2 separate regions of the Homo sapiens genome follow, and region 2 is linked to region 1. The links are chromatin loops, found by intact Hi-C in ENCODE. Cell type or tissue: endothelial cell of umbilical vein. All regions are shown on one strand.

What was found. Peaks named below come from ENCODE experiments on the same cell type or tissue, not always from the same donor. Only the 100,000 strongest peaks of a DNase experiment are listed, where the experiment ranks them.
Region 2: a loop joins it to region 1, with 5 times the contacts of the local background. A loop is called at or near these places in 2 of 110 quality-filtered maps.

Annotation. Positions count from the first base shown.
Region 1 is chrX:150,713,855-150,721,854 of GRCh38, forward strand. It overlaps MTMR1 (myotubularin related protein 1), which reads left to right. Exons shown (of 16, transcript NM_001306144.3): 4 at 4,771-4,846. It also overlaps the pseudogene CYP2C64P. Among named protein-coding and RNA genes, the nearest start is that of MTMR1, 24 kb to the left of the region's middle. In endothelial cell of umbilical vein, no CTCF peak of the experiment used is centred here; a DNase peak (open chromatin) is centred at 3,127; H3K27ac peaks cover 447 bases.
Region 2 is chrX:150,500,578-150,508,577 of GRCh38, forward strand. MAMLD1 (mastermind like domain containing 1) reads left to right here. Exons shown (of 8, transcript NM_005491.5): 6 at 2,697-2,940. Among named protein-coding and RNA genes, the nearest start is that of MTM1, 64 kb to the right of the region's middle. In endothelial cell of umbilical vein, no CTCF peak of the experiment used is centred here; DNase peaks (open chromatin) are centred at 4,374 and 6,784; H3K27ac peaks cover 4,447 bases.

The DNA.
Region 1 (8,000 bases):
AAATCACAGAATTTAATTAGCAATAAGCAATAAGAAACAGACATGTATATATATGTGTGTATACACACACACACACACACACACACACATACACATATATATATAATCTCCAGCATGTGATATATGCATGTGTGCAGTGGAATTGATCCCTGAGCAATGTAATATGAATACTTACTGTGTTTAAAATACATGTCTATAAACTGCCTTTGTATTTTGGCTTGACTTTGCCCTTTACCAGTTTTCTGTGGTATGCTTTATTTTCTGTGAGCACATTATGTGCCTGTTATTTTGTTTCTTTGCTATATGCTGTCTATTGCTTGGTTTTGAAAAGACAGTACATTCTTTGAAATCCATGATGTTTGTTTGCTTTTCATTTTTCTACCCCAACACAAACACAGAATAGATACTCCATTTTAGGCTGTGGATGCTATAGATGGCCTACATGTTATTTCCTTAACTCCAAGGGGGAAAATGTTGTGATTTGCAAAGTCATGAAAGGTGTGTCGACTTTTACATGCTTACTGTCTCCTTAAAAAAGAAATTCTGTCCTTTCACCTGTCTGTTTGCACGTGTTTCTCTTTCTCCTCTTTGCCTTTTCTTGTCCATGCACCTGGTGCTGTGCAGGAGATTCAGGAAGAACACAATGGCTACCCTTCTGAAGCTGAAGCTGATCAGGTGGCAAGTTCTACGTGTTCATCTGTTTGTAGCTACAGATCGTGTATTTAGAAGCCATTTCATTCTAGACTTCTAGATAATAAGCAAAGCTTTCCAGATGCCTCTACCACAATAGTAGTGCCCTCCTGTCCAAATTTGGTAGATTCCATATGACATTATTTGCAAAAATTGGTTTATCCAACATTTTGTCAACTAGAAATTTGTTTGTCTGTGTTTCTTGGTTTGCCCAGATAGGGTTATTGATGGGGTTAATGACCCTCCATCACGGTAGGATTCTGCAGTGCCTTTACATAGACATAGAGGGGACAGATACATATGCTAAGGGTGCTCCTTGAGGGTGCACACTTTGCTTTCTTCAAATATGCATGATCTATGCCCAACACAGTACCTGGTACCATGTAGATATTTGTGGAATTGGTACATATATTAATCAGAATACAAAATTATTCATAGAGTATTCTTGAGTGCTTACTCTGCTCAGTACCTCTAGACCCTCTCTGGAGTCTTTTAAAGCTGCAGTACTTTCCCCAATGCTTATGTGAAACAAAGAGAAGAGCAGCTCCAGGGATGTGTGGCATGCCCCAGGTGCTCAGCTGCACCATTGTCCACCATCATCCAGCCCCACTCTCCTTTGGTGACCCTGGAAGCAACTTGAAGAGCCCAGTTTGAAAGCCACTGCTTTTGGCATGCAACCATTATATAAACTATCCACCTGGCGGCTTGGATTCAGGCTGAGGAGAAAAGTAGCGGAGAGGCCAGGGTTGTTGGGTGGGCTGGAGCCCTCAGGAACAAATTCAGGGAGCTGGCAGACTTCGGCTAGACCTTCAGGGTCACTGGAACAAAGTTGGGATGAGGTCATCAGAGGGAATTCCCCAGCTGGGCAACACTTTGAGCCATGGCACCAAGAGGAATGGGTGTGTTTATGAAATCAAATTTAGTTCATAAGAATATTCCATCCTTTGATTGTGCTGAACATGGGTTGGATAAATCAAGGGTCAAATCATGTCCTGTGCAACCTTGTAGTTGCAGTAAAAGCTTAATGTAGCACAAGTGTGAGTCCCTTCTCCTAACAGCAGCTTCATAAAGGGAATCTACTATACTCACCAAAGCAAACAAAAAAACCTCCAAGCTTTTAAAACTCTTCTCTTGAGTTTCTATGCTAAAGCTAAATGTGTTTCTTTTACAAAAGGAATCTCCTACGGGGAAATCTGAAGCAATTGGGTCACTTCTTTGTTTTATTCCAGTAGTTGTTCTTTTTTGCCATTTAAAAGGCATGTCCCAGATTTATCAATTAGAGGTTTGCCTTACTATGTCTCACTGACATATAAATGCACAGAAGTTTCAAGCCAAACTTGACATGACTATGGGAAGAGAAGAGAAATGCTTGATTTTCAACTTCTATCTTGAGAGCATTGTGTATTCTTAAAATGGTCCTAATCACCTCTGTCTCCTATATGCAACATTTTATTAGCTAGTCCTGGATTGAGGACTTTAAAATGTTTGATGTGGCTTGCTCTAAATAGAGAGAGTCATACCTTTCCTAAGCTCCTCCAGATTCAGTTGATTAAAGCAGCTTGCTTTAGTAATTATATTTCAAAATAATCTATTTTCACTTATTTTTAACATATAAGAAACTTAAGTCTGTATAATACATGATAATATTTAGCCATTAAAATAGGCTTTAACAACGTAACATTTGAAGTAATTTAAAACTCTGATATTGATTAAAATAGCTTTCTCACTTCATGAGATGCTATACAGTTAGTCACTAGTTCAGGCAATAAAGCAGAGTTTCAAATTAAGGCTTCTAAGATTGGAGATCTTTTAGTGTTTCTAAAACCAGACATTTATAAGTATACCTGTTAGTTTATGCTTTATTGCATAAAATATATTTCCAAAACAGATGTGAGTATAAAAATGAATCCATTAATCGTTCTCCACACCTACCCTTAATGTGTTTACTTCCAAAAAATTTTGGCAGAAAATGTCTTTAAAAACCAGTCTGGGCTAAAAATTTGAATTGAATTAACTGTTTGGAGGTAACGATGATTCCTAATCTATATTATTTTAACCATGCATCTTTGGATAAGGAGGAGGATGGACCATGTCATTTTGTGGTCTCCCAGTAGAACTAACATAGCCCTGACCAACATTTAACATTGAATTTGTTATTTATAGTTTGGCTTTCTTCCCTGTATAAAATGTGATGAAACTACTATGTGTAGTATTTCTAAATTGACCTTTAGGTCCTTTAATAAAACATAGTGAAATATTCTTGTAACTATGAAAATAATTACTATTTTGAATTTTCAATAATTTAGAATTATAAAAGACATCCATTTAAAAATATTTTGCTTTACAAAATTATGCTGAAAGCGTAGTATTATTCGACCTATTTTCCACTGAACACTAGTGGCCTCCGATGTTAACAGGTGGAAAAAGCAGTCCCGATCAAATAGGTATGAGGAATGCATTATACTGTGGCGCCCTCTTGCGGATTCGGTGTGCATTGACACACTAAAGATGTCTCACTAAAAAAAGCAAATGAGGCCGGGCGCGGTGGCTCACGCCTGTAATCCCAGCACTTTGGGAGGCTGAGGTGGGCGGATCACCAGGTCAAGAGATGGAGACCATCCTGGCCAACAATGTGAAACCCCTGTCTCTACTAAAAGTACAAAAATTAGCCGGGCGTGGTGGTGTGCGCCTGTAGTCCCAGCTACTCGGGAGGCTGAGGCAGGAGAATTGCTTGAACCCGGGAGGCAGAGGTTGCAGAGAGCTGAGATTGTGCCACTGCACTCTAGCCTGGCGACAGAGCGAGACTCCATCTCAAAAAAAAAAAAAAAAAAAAAAAAAGGAGAAGAAAAAAAGCAGCTGAACTTGTTTTGCTTAACCCAGCATTTCCCAAACTTTTATTTATTTATTTATTTTTTAAGACCTATTCACATCTCTTGGGAAAGTAATGCTCTATGAAATACAGCTTTGGAATTGCTGGGGGTTCTGATCACCTTATTCTTATTCATGACACATTATGTCAGAGATGCCAAGGAGAAAGTGACTGGTTTCCTTGGCAGCGTCTCACAGGGTGGCGGTACCTTGGAATAGACCCCGAGTTCAGGCTTTGGTCCCTAGCTTTGTAGTTCAAGAACACCATTTTCTCACCTCCCCTCAATTATCTGGCACTATCCAACCAAGCTCACAAGGGAGTGGCTACTGGGCTGCAGTGCCAATCTGCTAATTTAAAAACGTGGGCGTGTATTTTTCTGGCCATCTAAGGTATCCTTTTCCTAGCATCATTGTAGCCAGGAAACCTAGTAAATCATTAGCAATTTGCTTGGTGAGTATGAAATTACTGCAAAGTAAATTGTCTTGAGACATGCCTGACGAAAACACCCTGCTCCGCAGCAGGGATTGGAATACTGTTGCCTGCCAGATGAGAGCACACTCTCTCATGGCCTGGATTGGGTGAACACTGACAACTTCACTCTTCATGTCCCTGGTCATACGCTTTGTGCATGCATGTCCGTGTGCACGAGCACACACAGACACACACACACACACATAGCTGGGCTGCAGTAGCAAAGCCTAGGCCTTTCCTTAGTTGTGTACTGTACCGAGACTGTTCTCCGGTTATTTTCATTAGACTTCTGGCCTTCCCAAACTTTCTCTTAGGCTGGGTCATTTCTCCAGTTAGCTAAGCACCTATAGCTCATGTTGGTTTCATTTGTATTAGTTTCATGCTCAGAAGGTAACCTTTTTCTGGCCTTATTTGCAAATTCTAGAGACACCTTTTAATAGCTATCTGTGTAGTGATTACAGTATCTTTCTGTCATGTCAAGCCATTTCTGTATTAATGCTTCCTAACTGTGAAATTTAAATATGTTGTAACAATTTGCTAGAATATGCAGCATGGTGTCTTGTGATGCTAAGCTTTTAAGTTGTCTTTGAAGGGGTTGGGTGCTTATTTTGCACGCTTCTGTAGCCTTATAGTGACATCACAGAACACCGAAATTCTTCACAGGTATACGGAAAGTGAGATTTACTCCCGTTTGGTGTCCTTTTTTTTTTTTTTTTTTTTTTTTTTTTTTTTTTTGCCAGGCTCTAAGGGATGGAAATAAGCTGGCACAGATGGAAGAGGCTCCACTTTTCCCAGGAGAATCAATTAAAGCCATTGGTAAGTTTAGTGTGTACACTTCGCTTTTTGAGATCCATAAAATGAAATGGCACTTAATTTGCAAGTGGAGGTGATGTATGTGCTGGAGATCCGCCAGACCAACTTAATTAGGGGACAAATGGACTAGATCTATTCATCCTCATTAGTGTCATCATGACCTAAGAGATAGAAGACTGCAGAGGATCCCGTTAAGTTCCAATTGAGTATTTGATGGCGTTCCCAACAGAAGAGGGGCCTGACTTTTCCTGGTGAACTGAAAGCTGATTAGACACTCAGTGTAATGTCAGTTCACTGCTTTGTTGGAATCCTTCAGTATAAGGAAAATATAGGAGACCTATATCATGTTTTAATAACAGTTTTGAGAACTCAGCAAAGAAATTTTAGTGGTTTATCAGATCCCAAAAAGTACAATTTTGGTGCATGGCAAGGGCTTGTGTTGCCATCCTGGCTTTTAAAGGTGATGGCATGAGGCCTCCCATATCCCTCCATGGTGTACTGCCAGGCCTTTCAGGGAGTAGTTGATTGTGCCATGGGTGGATGGGAGGGGCAGCTGGATGCGATCCGTTCATCTCATCACTTGGTTGGGTTGGACAGTCTGGTTTTCTAGACTGTTTCCTTCTTCCATCATGGCTTTCTCCCAAAGAGGCGCACTCAGTCTCAGAGTATAGTCATCTTGTGCCAAGAATATTTGAGTAGCGGGGCTCTCCCACCAGATCCTCCAATCAATTATTGCTGCTGAATATCCTAGTCTGTGTCTGTGGACCATGCTTATCTTGTCCTTGGTTTTGAAATTCTTTATTTCCTTGGGTTCTAGGACTTCATTCTATCCTGGCAGTCCTCTGGACTCTTTGTTCCTTCTCTGGGCGTTCTTCTAGCTCTGCCCTCATACTGTTTTCTTAATGATCTGTTTAAAATGCAGAGGTAATTATGTCATGCCCCTGCTTCTTCTTCAGACAGTAAACAACACAGGCGTAAAATGTAAAATGTGAAGAGGTTGTTTTTCACTTTAGTTTTATAATTTGTCAGTGAGTCAAAGTGAGCTCAGAAAAGATTAGAGCTCATGTAGGTGATTGACAACTTTGCACATCAGATACATATTTTGAATGAGCAGGGAGCGTTATAAAAGCTTGGATTGCAAGCTCACAGTTGTTGTAGTAAGAAGAGAAGGCTTCAGTGGATTTAGCTGCGGTCCTGGTGCTCTTTCTCTCCCATTTTCTTTTCCTTTCACTCTGGAAACAGAGCTCAGAGAGAGAGAAACTCCTGCCTGGCCCCACTCCAATACGAATTATTGGAAATATCTTAGAGTTAGATCTTAAGGACATCTGCAAATCCTTAAGTGATGTAAATATGCTTTATGCTCCTCTGGTGGCTTGCAAAGGGTAAGTAAATTGACCCTCTACTTTTTAATAAAATATATTCCTGGAGGCAAACTATTTAAATAGGTCATTGTGAAGTAAAATACTCCGTCTAAAGTATTACTTCAGTTTGTCATTGTCAGAATGTGAAGAGTTTTGACACGGTGTACACCTGAGAAACCATCATTCACAGTCAAGGTAACAAACATATCCATCACCTCCCAGTTTTCGTTTCCTTATTCCCCTTTATAATCCCTACTTCCTCTGCCTTCTCCGCCATCCCCAAGCACTATAGGCTAGCTTATGTTTTATGGAAATATAATCATAGAGTATGTTCTTTTTTTGTCTAGCTTCTTCAAATCAAATAATTATTTTGATATCCATATTGTGGCATGAGTTAACAGTCATTCTTTTTTATTGCTGGATAGAATTCCATTATATGGCTACATGACAGTTTGCTTATCCATTCATCTGTTGGTGGATATTTGGGTTGTTTCTACTGTTCGGCTGTTACAAATAAAGCTGCTGTGAACACTAATGTACAAGTCTGTATGAGCATACCTTTTCTTTTCTCCTGAGTAAATACCTAATAGATAAGTGGCTAGATCATATGATAGCTATACAGTTTCTTTAAAAAACTGCTAATGTGTTTTCTAAGTGGTCGTACCAGTATACATTTCTAGTAGCCGTATATGAGCATTCCAGTTTTTCCCTTCCAATTTGAATGCCTTTTATTTCTTTTTCTTACCCTATTACTCTTGATTGAACCTCCAGTATAATGTTAAAGAGAAGAAGTGAGAGTGGACATTCTTGTCTTCTTTCTGATCTTGGGAAAGCTTTCAGTCTTTCACCATGAAATATAATGTTAGCTGCAGGTTTTTACTATAGGTGCCCTTTATCATGTTGAGGGAGTTCCTTTCTATTCCTAGTTTGCTGTGAGTTTTCATCAGGAATTGATGTTAGATTTTCTCAAATGCTCTTTCTGCATTGATTGATGTAACCATGATTTTTCTTCTTTAACCTATAGTATCCTGGGTTACGTCAATTAATTTTTGATTGTTAAATCAACCTTGCATTCCCAGGATAAACTCAGCTTGCTTATTATGTAGTATCCATTTTATAAATTTTTGGATTTGGTTTATTAAAAGTTTGTTTAGAAGTTTTACGTCAATATTCATTTATGAAAGATATTGGTCTGTAATTTTCTTGTAATTGCTTTGTCAGGTTTTGGTATCAGAGTAAAGCTGGCTTCATAGAATGAATTGAGAATTATTCTCTTCCTTAGTTTTCCGGGATAGCTTATTTCTTACTTAAATATCTGGTAGAGTTTACCAGTGAAGCTGCTTGGACTTTGCGTTTCTTTTGTGCGAAGGTTTTTAACTACAAATTTAATTTATTTAGTAGTTATATGACTGTTTAGACTGTGGTTTTCTTTTGGGTAAGCTTTGGTAGTTTATGTCTTTCCAGGATTTTGTCCATTTAATCCAAGTTGTCAAATGATTGTCATAAAGTCATTTGTCATATTTCCTTACTCTTTAATATCTGTAGAATTTGCAGTGACATCTTTCTCATTTCTGATATTATTAATGTGCATGTCTTCTCTTTTTTGTTTTTCTCATCTGGCTAGAGGTTTATTGATTTTATTGATCTTCTCCAAGAGTCAGCTTTTGGTTTTATTATTTTCTTTGTTTTCTGTTTCATTGATTTCCACTCTGATCTTTATTATTTCCTTTCTTCTGCTTACTTTGGGTTTAATTCACTCTTTTTGTAGCTTTTGAGGTGGAAACTGTGGTCATTTA
Region 2 (8,000 bases), 210 kb before region 1:
CCATGGCTTACTTCTGTGAGATTCGAAATAGTGTAGACCTTGTCAGTCCATGAGCTAGTAATTATGCCCACCAATTACTGATTTATTTGCCTTTCTGAGATGTGCAGTGATCCCAAGGACAAAGATGGATTTACCTTATGTTTAGAAACTTCTAGAAGTTGAAATGTTCCTAACAACCTTTCCTGTGGAGGTTGTACCTCACACTTAGAGTGTGTGATAAGCAGTTTCTTTTCCTAATTAAATAAAATGGAGAAAAGACACAAGCATCAGCTATAAAGCTCCCAGTCAGTCACAGTCAAGAGACTGAATCTCATCTCTTTTATTTATTTTTTGTGTTAACTGGGGATTGCATTGGTCTGCACAGTGCTTGCTCCCATCCTGCTCCACTTGATTGAGTGGCTCCAGGCCCCCTCTTGATTGCTGCTGAAATAGAACTGCCCACACTGTCGGGGTATCTTCCGCCGCTGGTCATTTCCATGTGCCATCTGCAGTTTTTTCTGCCTGATGGACTACTGAGGCACTGCGTATGTTATGCTGATGGGGGGTCCTGTTTCTTGACCCATCACTAATATCTTGCAAGTCACAGGAAGCTACCAGGGATTCCTGAGCAAAAGCTTAAAATGCTTCAGTTCTCTACAAATAAGCCCCATTCATTGCTTTTAGAGTGTGTTATCATGGAGCAGACAAGTAATCAGAACCTGAGTAATATTTGCATATTGAGGTCTTCAAAACTCCAGTGTGGCTATAAAATGGTATTTAAAGTTATCAAGGAGCTAGGTATGCAGGCAGAAAGAACTGTCCATTGTAGAAAGCAATGCCTCTGCTCATGTCCCAGATAACCTTGCTCCAAGGACAAACTGGAGCTTGATAACATGAAGCTGCAGATGGCCGGTGAGCTCAGCTCTGTACTCACTAACCACCCCATGGGAGGGGCACTGAGCCCTCTATGGTTGGCATAAATCCCATTAGAATGGTAAAGAAATCCTTTTCACAAGTACATAGAAATCGCTTGCTAAGATTTCATGGGTTTTCTTGACTTTGTTGTTTTTGTTTGGGTTTTAGAGGGTGGGCATGAGTCATCTCTAAAACTGTTCAGGTAGTTAGGTTGTCTTCTTATTCCCATTTTTAAGTATTTATAATTTGTTCTTAAAAATTTGTCCGGAGGTCCACACCTCCCCTTGGAAAACCTTGCCTGTACTTTTCTTAATGGCACATTTTAAGTTTCTATGTTTCAAAACTTGCTTATCATATAACATGCTAATGACTAAACACATGCACACCTCCACACCAATGCAAACGACATGTGGGCTTGGGAACGAGGCAAGCCTGGGTTTGCATCCTGCTCTGCCACTAGTGGGCTGTATGATTTTGGGCAACTTAGTTAACCTCTCTGGGCCTCATTGGCCTCATTTGTAAAATAAGGGCAATAATAGTCCCTTTCTCATAGATGGCTATTTATACAGATCGAATAAGACCAAATATTTAAAGAACCTGGGTTAGTGCCTAAAGCACAGCAAATGCTCAATAAATTCAGTGGTGGCAATTTTTATTGTTATTTCAAATATTACATCAAAATATCTACTGAACTATTATCCATTGCAAAGACTTGCCCACAATAGGTGCTTAGTAAGTGTTTATTGCAATAAGTTGAAGTGATTCCAACTATGTAGCTTAGATTTCGGGTATGAGTGTTTCCTTCTCCACTGGGATGTTTGCTAATGGACATAGATGATCACTCACAGCTCAGGTATTAAAAGCAGGAGAGTAGAGGTGTTCCTTCATGTAGAAAGAAGAGCAACTTCTCATCAAGGCAGGCTTCCAGCTGGTCCTTTGGACACCACTGTTGCTAAGCACTTGGTGTGCTCGTCAGGGTACCAGGGCTCTTAGCAGCCACCCATTTGCGTTTTGCAGCTTTTGCTGACATGGATATCAAGTATGAAGTTATTTTAATTGCCTTTGGCTGAAAAAAATGGGTCATATGTTCAATATGTTCAATTCTGGTGAAATCCCTGTCTTCTAAAGCATGATAGAAAGGGGAGGTCCCACCCACACACAAGTCCTAAAATCTTGGGGCCCTAGTGGGGTATAGTTCAACAAGGGCTGCAGCTCAGGACGTGGTTGTTGTGAGATTTACTCGTGACTGTTTGGTTTTGCACTCACCATTTGGTTTTGCAGATTCCTCAGCGTGTTCACACACACATACCTACAAACCAGTTTAGAGTTGTGTGCTCCATTGTGGGGGGTGGTCACTGGGGTGGGGTGGGGTAGGGTGGGATCAGGCTTGGTCAAAGTCATTGCTGATGAACCAGCTATCTGACTTAGCTTTGTTCCCATTTTCAACAAGACAGTGATTTCTCAAGCCAGGGGAGTCTTCACATGAGATCCATGGATGGGTATTAAGTGGTCCAGAAAACCCCCCCAAATTAGATGTAAAATGTTGGTGGGCTGGAAAGGGGGAGACACCATAAGTGCTTTTTCTGTGGAGAGAAACCATAGCTTATAACTGGTTCTCAAAGAAGTCTATGACCCAAGACAAGCTAAGATCACAAAGCTGTTTGGTTTCGTTCCACCAAAGCAGTTGGTGGGTATAACCACAACACCCAGATGACCCAGCTAGACACTCAGGGCAGTGACAAGATCAGTCAGAACCATTTTGTGGCCAAGCAGCTGATGGATTGTTCAATCGGTTGTTGTAGACTCATGTAGACAAAGCCTGCAAGCTTGGGGAAGCCAGGCACCCCCAGGTCAGCCTCGGGCGACAGCCCCCGTCCTGCCAGGCCCTGGGGAGTGAGTCCTTCCTGCCCGGCAGCTCCTTTGCTCATGAGCTGGCCCGAGTCACCTCCTCGTACAGCACCTCAGAGGCAGCGCCCTGGGGCAGCTGGGATCCGAAGGCCTGGAGGCAGGTGCCCGCTCCACTACTGCCTAGCTGCGACGCCACAGGTAAGTCACTTCCCCCTGAGCCTCGCTTTCCTCATCTGTCAACGGGGCACAGTCCCCTGCTCAGCCTGCCCGCCTGCCTCACAGGGTTGTTGGGAGGAACACAGGAGGTGACAGCTCCGAAGGTAAAGCTCTGTCCACCCATGAGGGACTTCTAGTGCTTCCTGGGCCTGCTTGTTCTCTACTTTCTGCCCGGCATTCTTTGGCAAAGGGACAACCCAAGCAAGCAGAGTGCTCCAGGTGCCTCAGCCCCACCTCCAGGGAAATGAGTGGGGGATTGACCAGGGTGCAGCTGCTCTCTCCCTCAGCTGTATGCCTTCCAGTACCCCGTTTCCATACCTACCTGCCTGTCTGTCCCTGAGGCCAGACTGGGAACCTGAGGGGGACAGGGGCTGTGCTTCTGCACCTCCGAAGCCCTGCACCTGATACCTGCCTGCTTGGCACCTAGTGGGTGCTCGGGAACTGCCTCTCCTGCCAGCCATCTGCTGTGGATTCCAAACCCCGCCCAGGACTCCCACACCCTAGAGGCAGGAAGTTGGATTGCCCTGCTGGAGGACTGGCAGTCTGGGTAGTACAGGCAGAAGGAATCCAAAGCAAGCTTGTCCAAGAGGCCTGTGAGTTGGGATCATCCTCTAGATTCTAGAGTCTAGAAGGAATGGCTTGACTTGCCCCCAGAGTCGCATCAGTGGTCATGAGAGCAAGCGGATGGACACCAGCCAGAGGGGACCTTTGCAGAGAATTGCATCTGGTGCATAAAATATCAATGTGCACAGGATGTCTGCACTATCTGCAGAGAAAACTGGAGACATGAACATTTTCTAAGTGATAGTGATCAGAAGATGGTCATTAAGCTGAAAGGGCCTCCCAGGATTCTGGCCTTTAATGGAAATTCGGCTTTGGTATGTACAGCCTTGTTCTCTTTATCCTGCCTGCCCTGGCCTGGAAGAACAAGCAGTGCTTTCCTTTCAAGGGCTATTGATTTCTCTCTCTCTCAGAGTCACAGAGCTCCTCAGCTGTTCACTCTTCAGCTGAAACCAGAGAAATCTTGTCCAGCACAAAGCTGCCAGGGAAACAGAATTAGCAAAACGGACGTCGTCCCCTCAGGATGTCGCTGTTTCCACCCTGGTCTGCCTTGCCTTTCCCTGTCTTTGGAAGCCACAGATGAAAGGATATCAGCTAGCTTGCCTTGAGAATTATTGTCCCTCACCTATTCTCTCTCTTCTCAAGCCAACAGCTTTCACCCAGCAGTGAAGTGGCAGAGCAGATTTGTGGCCCCAAATCTTCTCTAAGAACCTTGGAAATTGGCCCCACCTGAGGGCCTTTGAGGGTCAGGCCTGGCATCCACTAAATCCTCCCTGTCAACACAGCCACTTTGTCAGTCCAGCCTGTGAGTCAGTGCGAGACAGAGGATGCAGGCACCACAGGGGAAGAAGAAAAGCAAGCTGGAAATATATTTGTTTCCTTTGCCCGGGATCATTCCCAGCATCTAAACCAAGTTCTTCCCAGACCGGCCAAGACTGAGGAGGAGTCAGAATAGAGTTTGCAGCAGTCATAGATCATGTGGGAAGACAGAAAACAAAGGGTAAAAAGAATTTCATATACAGATCTCTGCCGTTTGCTTTCAGTGGCATTCATTTTGTGAAGCCCCCAGTGACAGCTTCAGACCAGTTCAAACCTGAGGGCAGCATCATTACCATGGGTGAGGTCTCTAGAAGGGCAAGGAAAGACCCCTAACATAGAAAATGGTGTGGCAGTTTCCAGTTCCCCATTGGGGTCCCATGACTTGACCTTAGGTTTCTGCCAGCACCTGCCCACCCTCCATCCCTTCACCCTACTGGGTGGTCATTAGAACATTATCTGCTTTGATTGATTTACTTGTGTCCATAAGAGTAGAGACACACGGTGTTATCCCCATGCCCGGAACAGAGCCTGGCCCATAGTAGACCCATGACCATGTTTGTTAACTGAGTGACAGAGGGACTGACTGGACTGTCATGTAAGCAATACCTTCCCGTCAGGGTCTTGGGAAGGTAGGTTCAGGGGCCCCAGAGTTACTGTGGCCCGTATCCCTCTGGCTGCATTCTGGGCAACGCAAAAGGGCAGGTGTTCAGTGGGTTCCACCCCAGATCTCGGCGTTAACAGTCCACTGGGAGAAGTGGCCCAATTCGTGCTCATTACTCCCAGTGGTCCTGCCTCCCTGCAGGCATTCTGGAGAAGCTGAGTCACAGGCTCTGAGAGTTAGGGGGAACTTAGGAAACAATCAAAACTTGCCTGCCATTCATTTTAGGAAGCCGTTGTAGTTTCTGAGGGACGACTAAAGGGAATTTTTTCCTAAAAGCATCCATCCGTCCTCCAACTAGGCTTCAGATAGCAGTGTGTATGTTGTCACTATCTATGGGCCATGGCCAGTCAGAGCCCACGGGTCTCAGGGGGCTCCACCCATGTGGGGGTGGGGGTCCCCACAACTCAGATCTTGAATGTGTGGTGGTCCCATGCAGTATACTATCTTCCTGTCATTGCAAAGGGAAAGTCAGAAGGGTGAACGAGTTGTTTCTAATTCTGGCTTCCAAACAGTACAAAAGAAGGTTTTTTTCCTTGTGGAATACACTAGTGCTCAACCTTTGGGACAGATAGCTGAGCACCTTCTGCTGTGTGGCAGGCTGGCTCTCTGTGGGGGCACTCATGGAGCAGTGTCTGCTGGAAAAGGAGACAGGAGTTCCCTAGCATGGAGGGGTAGATAATCTCCCCGCTCCCTCCCCTCTTCTGTCCTCCCTTCCCCTTCTCCCTCCTCCTCTACCCTCCCCTTTTTCCTCTCCCCTCCCCTTCCTCCTCCTCCTCTTCCTTCTCTTCCTCTTCTTTATTCTCTCTCCCTCTCAGTCTCCCCTTCCCTCCCTTCCTTCCTCCCTTCCTCCACATTCTTTATAAAACAAGGCTTTGGATCCATTCACTGCCATCCCCCAGAAGTCTTGTCATTTGAATTCTTGTCTGAGTCAGGATGCTCTCCTCCAAGGGCTCATAGGGCAAGGAACTTCAGCCCGAATCCGGCTAAAATCCAGGAACATTTTGTGGGCATCTGTCTCAGTCCCCGAATCGTTTGTCCTCTGCCTTTCCCCCGTTGGAGTCCTTTTGCCTGCTTAAGTGGTTGAATTGGTAATGAGATCATTCTTCCCATGCAGTGGTGAGAAAGCAGCACTCAGGTGATTGCACCTGGGTAAACAGGAGACATTAGCATGTGGTAGCTGGTGAGTGAAGCTGGTGCAGTGCCTGGCGTGGGCTCAGTTGTGCCAGCAGGCAGTGGTGGAGTTTGGGCTCTTTCCCCTCTCTCCTGCCCAGCACACAACCCCCAGGGACAGGTGGGGGCTTTACAGCTCCCTGGCGTCAGCCTAAAGCTTCTAGAAAGGCATCCCCAGGACTTCCAAGGTTGCCATCTTGGCTGAGACTGTCTGTGAATGTGGTCCCTTGTCTGACAGTGGGGGCTGGGAGGGGTGTGACAGAGGAAGAGCTGGGCCTTAGTTCTCTGGGGGTCACCATGAGAGAAGCACACCTGGGCTTGCATAGAACTCAGTGCTGCTTGTCAGTGTCACCTGGCACAACAGGACGTAGTGCCACAGTTGCAGCCCTAGAAAATTTGACGACCCCTTCATAGCTTTGTTTATAAAAGGCCACACGGCCTAGGCTGTCCTTCATAAGAGAGCAGAAAGCGAGTGTCCCAGTCACTAAGCAGCAACTTTCAGGCACGGTTTCCTCCTGGTCACTGAAACCATTTGTCATTTCCTGTTTTCTCCATTTTCCAACGATTCTAATTGTCAGTGTCAAAAGGCAACAACTGTTTTCTTGGGGCTTATCTTTGGAGCACATTGATTCAGAACAAAGGATGGGAGCCTCCATCTGCAAAACAAAGGAAGCAGCCTCCTCGGGAGGCCTGGAGAGAATGCTCTGGCTCCTTTGGCCAGGGACAGCAGGACCAGCATAGGAGCAGAGGACTGGCGGTGCCTCTGGACACTGCCGTAAGGTGAAGAGACCATGGAGGACCGTCGCTTGCTGGTGGCACCCCAGACTTGAAGATCCTGCAGAGCTGGCCACCGGCACCCAGGCTGGGTGTCAGCAGCGCTGTGTGGCCTTGGCAGTTTCCATAGTGATAGGCTGGCCAGCTTTTCCATTAGACTCCGGGGTCCTCTGGAATGTGTGCTTCCCGGGATGAAGACGCCCCAGCACCCGCTGAAGCCTGCCCTGCCCCGGCGTGGCCTTTCCTTTTGTCTGGCACGCCCCTGGGCTTGGCTTTCTCTTTCCGTCCCTCCCTTCGGACTTTACCGCACTTCCCCTGCTGTTTCCTTAGTCACACTCTCCAGCCTCCATCTGCCCCTGCCCCTGAACCCCTACCTCTGTACAACTGTGTTATTTGATGAAACTAATGCAGCAACCGGTGGGGATGGAGTTAAGGACCGTTTAGACCTAGCCAGCCACGCAGGAATCTGTCCCCAGAAGCAGCGGAAGCACCTGGTCTGCAGTTAGGAGATACTGTACTTCTTAGCCGTGTCACCTTGGGCAAGTCATTTAACCTCTCTGAGCCTCTGCTGTCACATCAGTAAGCTGGGGACTGTAGATCTTCTGCCCTGATGTCCTGAGACTGGTACAAGAAGAGCCAAAGCGAAAGGACTGCCTTCAGAAATGGCTGCCAACCCTGACCATCTCAGGCAGATCCGGATGGTGTGGCCTTGGGCAGTGGTCATGTGACCCCCATGCTCCTCAGTGTCCACATGGGGTGTTGCTAGATGACATAAAATAATGGGTGAGACGTGCTCAGTATAATGAGAGCTTGAGAAGGCAGATCCCACCCCCCATCCCCACCCCCACCCCTTGCCGCCTTGCCAATGCTTTGGCAGGGAGAGGGCAGCTCCATAGGGCAGCTGAGAAACAGCCCCTCACTGCCCACACGGCAGCTCCAGTGGAGGGGGAGGCAGGGACCAGGACAGGAAGCAGGCTAAGGGCGGGATAGAAAAGCAAACCCCAGTCTGGTGGAATCGCTTCTGGTGTAGTCTTCCCGGTGCCATGTGTTTGTCCTC